3 separate regions of the Homo sapiens genome follow, and regions 1 and 2 are each linked to region 3. A link is a loop called in an ENCODE intact Hi-C map of the cell type or tissue named here. Cell type or tissue: GM12878. All regions are shown on one strand.

Evidence for each region. Peaks named below come from ENCODE experiments on the same cell type or tissue, not always from the same donor. Only the 100,000 strongest peaks of a DNase experiment are listed, where the experiment ranks them.
Region 1: it touches region 3 in a loop (11-fold over the local background); 15 of 110 quality-filtered maps call a loop at or near these places.
Region 2: a loop joins it to region 3, with 4 times the contacts of the local background. A loop is called at or near these places in 30 of 110 quality-filtered maps.

The regions. Positions count from the first base shown.
Region 1 is chr17:68,056,375-68,058,874 of GRCh38, forward strand. No RefSeq gene overlaps it. Among named protein-coding and RNA genes, the nearest start is that of KPNA2, 22 kb to the left of the region's middle. In GM12878, a CTCF peak has its summit at 1,274 (motif pointing right); no DNase peak of the experiment used is centred here.
Region 2 is chr17:67,962,319-67,964,818 of GRCh38, forward strand. BPTF (bromodomain PHD finger transcription factor) reads left to right here. Exons shown (of 28, transcript NM_182641.4): 25 at 1,894-2,086. Among named protein-coding and RNA genes, the nearest start is that of C17orf58, 33 kb to the right of the region's middle. In GM12878, a CTCF peak has its summit at 1,099 (motif pointing right); a DNase peak (open chromatin) is centred at 1,123.
Region 3 is chr17:68,462,006-68,464,505 of GRCh38, forward strand. It overlaps a transcript of PRKAR1A not described here. Among named protein-coding and RNA genes, the nearest start is that of WIPI1, 5.8 kb to the left of the region's middle. In GM12878, a CTCF peak has its summit at 1,159 (motif pointing left); a DNase peak (open chromatin) is centred at 1,106; H3K27ac peaks cover 1,114 bases.

The DNA.
Region 1 (2,500 bases), 410 kb before region 3:
CAGGCCCAAGTCACAATGCCCAGCTAATTTTTGTATTTTTAGTAGAGATTGGGTTTCGCCATATTGCTCAGGCTGGTCTTGAACTCCTGGACTCAAGTGACCCTCCTGCCTCAGTCTCCCAAAGTGCTGGGATTACAGGAGTGAGCCACTGTACCCAGCCACTCAATGCATTTTTACCTACATGGACACCCAGGTAACCACCATCCAGATAAAGACATGGAACATTTCAGCTGAGTGCGGTGGCTCACTCCTATAATCCCAGCACTTTGAGAGGCCAAAGCAGGAGGATTGCTTGAGTCCAGGAGTTCAAGACCAGCCTGGGCAACATGACAAAACCCCGTCTCTACAAAATACAAAAATTAGCCAGGCGTGGTGGTGTGCACCTGTAGTCCCAGCTACTTGGGAGGCTGAGGTGGGAGGATCGCTTGAGCCAGGGAGGTCAAGGCTGCAGTGAGCTGAGATTGCACCACTGGACTCCAGCCTGGGTGATACAGTGAGACTCTATCTCAAAAAAAGAAAAAGAAAACTAATGTGCCTCCTTTATCTAAAACACCAATATTAAGAACAACGATATTTCTAAAAATTCAGAGCTAGGTGTCAAAATGAATTCACCCCAGAGTGCACCAGGCATCGTCAGATTCTCTTCACTAGATTCAACCCCCAGGGCTCCTAAGTGGCTTCCAACCTGTGCTGTGGATGGACAGTGAGTGAATGCTTTTGGCTTTACATAGGAACGGTGAGGACCGGGTGCGGTGGCTCACGCCTGTAATCCCAGCACTTTGGAAGGCTGAGGTGGGCAGATCACCTGAGGTCAGGAGTTCGTGACCAGCCTGATCAACATGGCGAAACCCTATCTCTACTAAAAATACAAAAAGTAGCCAGACATGGTGGCAGGGGCCTGTAATCCCAGCTACTTGGGAGGCTGAGGCAGGAGAATCACTTGAACCTGCGAGGCGGAGGTTGCAGTGAGCTGAGACCATGCCATTACACTCCAGCCTGGGCAACAAGAGAGAAACTCCGTCTCAAAAAACAAACAAACGAACAAAAAATGGGAAGGGTGAGAACAAATGTTTTTCCTTCTAATAGTTTAGAAAGACAGAAAGTGGAAGTTATTGGTTCACACACACACACACATCAACAAAGTATTTGTTTTCTCATGGTGTGCCAAGATTTTATGCATGTCAAAAATATGAACACAGGGCATAGGGTTTGCTATGAAAAGCAACAGGGGGAGACTGAGTTCTGTGTGTTGTGGGCGAGGGAGGTATAGTATTTGTGAAAGCTGAAGACTCCCTCCTGACTGGAAAACCGCCACAGGGAGGCAGTAGAGCTTAGTGGCAAATAGCATTGGCTCTGGAATCAGATTTGAATTTCAATCCAGCTCTGACACCTAATAGCTGTGTGACGTCCAGCAAGTTGCTTAACTGCTCTGTGCCTCACTTTTCAACTCAGCAAAATGAGGATAAAACTAGTATCTAACTCCTACCAGTGCTTTAAAGGTGATTTGAATACGCAGCTCAACAAGTAAGCTCTCAGTCAGTGTTAGTTTACAAAGCAGGAGTTTAAGGGGGCAACTAATTTCATTTCAGATAGATAGATAGATAGATAGATGATAGATAGATAGATGGATCTTGGATAAATAGATTTTTTTTGAGAGCATAATATTTTTCAAGCTGTGCCAAATGGTTTAACCCAAAATCTAAACAGTTGCTCAAACAGCCTTTTTCCAGCCTCCACCTACAATCATGTCCCCTTCTGATCATAGAGCAGATTTCAACAGCTCCTTCAGAGAAACCAGGCCCTCCACAATGTTATTCTTCTACCTCTTTCTTGTCATGCAAAGGATGTATAATTTGTTCCATTTCACTCTCTCTCTCTTTCTTTTTCTTTCTTTTTTTTTTTTTTTTGAGACAGGGTCTCAGTTCGTTACCCAGACTGGAGTGCAGTGGAGCAATCATGGTTTAATACAGCCTCCACCTCCTGCCCTTAGCAATCCTCCCACCTCAGCCTACCGAGTAGCTGGGACTACAGGTGTGCACCACCATAGCTGGCTAATTTTTATATTTTTTTGTAGAGACAGGGTCTCATTATGTTGCCCAGGCTGGTCTTGGTCTTGAACTTCTGGCCTCAAGCAATCCTCCTGCCTCAGCCTCCCAAAGTGTTGGGATTACAGGCGTGAGCCACTGAGCCCAGCCCCATTTCACTCTTGAGTGTGGAAAACTTTCTTTTAGCCTTTGGGGTGACTATAGATAGACAGATGGAGATAGATAGATAGATGATGGAAATTTAGAATACATAATACCTATATATTCCAAATATATCTAATATATATGCATATGATAAATACATTATGATATATTATCATTACTTATACAATTTATTTTGGGTATTCTACTTGGAGTTTTACCTACAATTTCACCGAGATTAGGAGATCTGCTTTTTTCTGCTCTTTTTCATGTTCAAAGTTTCAAAGTAAGAGCTTAATGTGAAAGCTCCCAAT
Region 2 (2,500 bases), 500 kb before region 3:
TCCCTGTGATTCATGGTAATTCTCACTATGACTTTGACATGGTGTTCCTACACAGTGCCTATCAACACTTATAGACACACTGTGTAAGCGTTTGTTACATTTACTTTTCCTTTTGTCATTAGGTCTTTTGTTACAGAGGCCACTCTGCTCTCCACAATCACACATTTACACAGCTCCCCCTTGCCAAGCAGTGTAGACCCTCACAGGCTTTGGATAACTATCCTTGCATCATTCTCCACACCTTGTCCCCGGTGTTGAACTGAAGCATCTCCTTCCACGTTCCCTGCCCGTTAGTTAGCCAGGCCACTGCCCACATTGTCACAAACATTATATTAACAGGAAAACTGGCCCGTGCCATATTCCATTATGAGAGGTTATTTTTAATTCGATTAAATTCCAATGTTTATTCAGAAAACCTGGTAGAGATTGAATTACTCTATGTACTTTCTTAGTTTTCTTCTTCATATCATATTTTGACCATTTATCTTCTACACCTGGCTGACCTGCATGTTCCTTGTAGTGTAACTTCTACTTGGTGTTTGCGCTTTGCTTTGTTTTCAAATTTAAATTGTGAGATACATTTTCAAACCTATCTAAGAAATAGCCCTGATATTGAAATGGCTTCTGTGGAATAGGTTTGACAGATGTAAGTCTTTGATTCTTTGGCTTTGGTTTTTGTGCCTGTTACAGTTTTACACACATTCATTCAGAGGAAGACATTACCATCAATGTGTTGTTTCTTTTTTCAAATTCCAGTATGTTTTTAAAGACCCATATTTCACTAAGCAGTGTACTTGTTGAAACTGATGTGAGTGACTTTATGTTTCCACATGTGATAGAGCATCAGATACTGGAGTTTGCCAGGAGTAGAATGGTTGGATTCAGAAATGTTTAGCTGACTCATTGCAGGAAGTTACACTGTAAAAAAGTGAATCAAGGCAGGGAAGACAGATTTAAGTACCATGCAGCTCAAAATGACAATTACATTGTCATTTTCATTGTGAATACTTTTAGGTTCTATATTGGCTGTGATCTTTGTACTAACTGGTATCATGGAGAATGTGTTGGCATCACAGAAAAGGAGGCTAAGAAAATGGATGTGTACATCTGTAATGATTGTAAACGGGCACAAGAGGGCAGCAGTGAGGAATTGTACTGTATCTGCAGAACACCTTATGATGAGTCACAGTGAGTTCTGATAAGAGCATCATATTTAATAATTTAGGAAGCCAAATTGCTCTGACTGGTTACTTATTTATTTTAAAATAAAAAGCAGATTTTTTTCTACATTTATTATACACTTACATTACAAATTCCTTTTCATTTTTCTCTTTTTCCCTTTTTACCTACCCTTCAAAATTTATCTTGCTTCATAGTGAATGTTTGAGACACATTGGGGAAAATGTGGTTTAATGGTAGATTTGATTCTTCAATATGTAACATAGAAATTAATGAGATTAAAATAGCCTGACTTGTTTGGACTTTATCAGTGTTTGAAATGGTGCTTTATTGTAGGTTAGAAAAACACTAATTTGGGTACAAGCTCTGAGACTCTGTTATTAGCTTATAGGATTTTGAACACCCATATGGTACAGTACTAGTTGAAAGATTTTTGGCTTTGTTTTCAGCTTTAAAATCAATTGAATGTTTCATATTTATCTTTAAATTGGTTCTCCAGTATTACACAGTGTTCTTATAAATTTTTTTACTGCTTGTTCTTAACATCAAAAATACTAAATTAATGAACTGGAATGTCAATCTTGAAAGTATTAAAACCATAATACTAAAACTATTTTATATCCCAGGGTTTAGCAAATTTTCAGGTGCATGCTTTATTATAAGTAACATCATCCCATGTGTTTTGAACTCACATTTCCATTTCGGATCTTGCAGATTTTATATTGGCTGTGATCGGTGTCAGAATTGGTACCATGGGCGCTGCGTTGGCATCTTGCAAAGTGAGGCAGAGCTCATTGATGAGTATGTCTGTCCACAGTGCCAGTCAACAGAGGATGCCATGACAGTGCTCACGCCACTAACAGAGAAGGATTATGAGGGGTTGAAGAGGGTGCTCCGTTCCTTACAGGTGAGACCCCTCTGTGTGCAGCATTTCAAAATGAAATCAGCCAGCATAATTTTGGAAGCATTTCTAGGATTTCAAGTTTCCAATCTTAGAATGATTATTTACTGACTCCCAGCTAGTCTAGTGAAGTGCCTAACAAACTGCAGTCCTTCACGTACCAGTGCCATGAGCTTTACCATATCCCCACACCACGTCAGCTTATCTCACACTCACAAGAGTGTTAACATGACTCACTTCTTTATACATTTTATTTTTAAGGAGACTTCCTCTCACCCCCATGGATTGAGAAGCAGTATGATTAGATTATAGTTGTTCTTGGCCGGGCATGGTGGCTCATGCCTGTAATCCCAGCACTTTGGGAGGCCAAGGTGGGCGGATCACAAGGTCAGGAGATCAGACCATCCTGGCTAACACGGT
Region 3 (2,500 bases):
TGCCCTTGTCCCCCAAATGGAACCATTATTTCTGGATTTATTGATTAAAAGGGGAGAGACAGGGAGCAAAAACTAACAACACTTCTAATATTCCTTGACTTATATATTCCTTCCCAAGAGTCAGGAAAAATGTTATTTCATGAAAGAGTGAATTGATGTCTTAATCTTCATTCTCTCCCCTCACCTGTCTTATTTTTGCCTCCAGAATAGCCTTCCTAAAACACCAAGGTGAATTACAGGTTCTCAATAAATGCTTGCTGATTGGCTGATGATCACGAAGACAGTTGCTTTCTACAAGTGCTTTTGCTAATGTCCTTGGAGCTGAGAGTCTGTTACCCATGCCAGTGCAGAGAGGTTCAATCAAGGTGTTTTTGTTCACCGAGGCATCTTCGCACTGGTCAAGAACACAGAGACGGGTTCAGCAGGTCAGCCAATCACCCTGCCTTAAATTTTAGAATATAATTATAGGCGATACTTGAAAATAGAAGACCAAGCTTTATAGAAAGCTTGGTTTGGAGCGTCATAGATCTTCTCATGTGACGCTAACCACATCTATCTGGTCTAGGAATGTTTATCCCCATCAGGCAGCTGCATATGCCAAAGTGGAGACTGTCGAGTAAGTTGCCAAAGGCCCTAGGACAGTTTTTGATGCAGGTGTAGTTTGTATTCTGTCCCTTCCACTGGGTGCCCAGGTTGCCTGTCACGCTGTCTCTTGGACTGCTTTGGCTCAAGGCTGGAAATAGAATTGGCATCTTAACCTGTGCTTCATCCTATGAAGGGACAGAGGAGCAAGGGGTGAAGAGATAGAGGCAGAATTGTGCCAAGAGGGCCACGGGCCAAGTACAAGGGGGAGAGTGTGGAGTCCTGCAGCTCTTCAAAGGGCACCAGCACTTTGCCTACATTTACCAAGGGTACATCTAGAAATATTCAAAAACGTCCTTTGCTCCCAAGCAGAGAGTTAGCCTGTGCTCCTGGCTGGGCATGGCTTGTTGGAACGTGCTGTACGACTTTAGGTTTCTTTCTAGTCTAGCGGTGGTGCAGGGAGTGGTAATCATTCTCTAGAATCAGTCACCCCTGGGAAGAAGGTGGATTCAAAGGCTTTGGGCTTAGGGTGAGAGGGGCGTGGCTAAGAATCCCGAGATTCTTGGTGAACAGTGCCATCTAGTGGTCTGTATGATTTAGTTCTAGGATGGTTGGGGGGACACCTCAGGAAAAACTGGCTTGAGTGATAAGATATGGGTAGCCAGTCCTAAAGCCCCAAAAGAAAGTCTCTGAGGCTCCCTTGTGTATTTTTCCAAAACCTCTTTACTGTCTATAAATGGAAAACACAGAAGCCTCCCTCACCACTTCCTCTGAAGGAGGAGAAGTTTGGAAGGAGTTTGTATATTCATTCATTCATCCATTCATTCATTTGACCAATTTTTATCATGTGCCTGTTGTGTGCCGGTCATGGCTCCAGGTTCTAGGGATATGACGCTGTCCAAAATAAATAAAAACCCCTGCCCACCTGGGCAGAGAGACCATTAACAAGAAAAATGAGATGTATAGTATCTTAGATGGTGATAAGTGCTAAGAAATGTATAGCAGTGAAAGTGTGTTTGGGAGTGTGGGGTGTAGGGAGGAGAAATTTTGCATAGGGTGGGCAGGGAAGGCCCCACTGAAAATTTCCATTTGAACAAGACCTCAGGAAGAAAAGGGAGCAGGTTATGCAGTCATATGGGAAAAAGCTCAAAGAGCAGCGAGGAGGCAGGGCCGCTGGAGTGGGGAGAAGAGTGGGGAGAACTACAGGCAAAGAGGTCAGAGTGACCTGAGAAATCACTGGAAGTTCTGACTTACACTGGAATTCGACACAGACAGCTGTGTTGAAAAGAAATTGAAGGTGTCTTGGGAGATTCACAATTCACTTTAGCACGTTCAAGTCTCCAGAAAGCCCAGCATTATGTTTATTTAACATTGTTTCCCAAGTACTTTCCAAGCTTATTTAAAGATAGATTCCCTTTCTTCCAGGAACACCCACTACTTCATGTGGGAACCTGAGAAAATGGAAATCAGCTCAGATGAGCAGACTGGAATGTTCCCAACAGTCATAAACAAGGCCAGCACAAGGCCAGGTGAAAACTGTGTTTAACCCAAGGCCACACTGTAGCTGCAAAATTACTGACATTGGCATATCTAATCCTTTCTTATCAAAGCCTCTCCCAGACCCACTCGATTTCTCCACTTGCTGAACAAAAATTTCTGAGATATCCGATGATGAAACCACCTGCTTCACAACACATCCATTCCTGACCTGATTCCTGTTTCTTCTACCTTTCCCTTCCTAGCATAACTTAACACAAACCTGGCAAAAAGCCCTTTCCCACAGCCTCTTACTGAGATGCCTCATGGTTCACTTGATGTGCACACCCTCTTGCTGCAGGAAGTTAATAAAACTGACATTGCCGAGGCGGATGGATCGTGAGGTCAGGAGTTCGAGACCAGCCTGGCCAACACGGTGAAA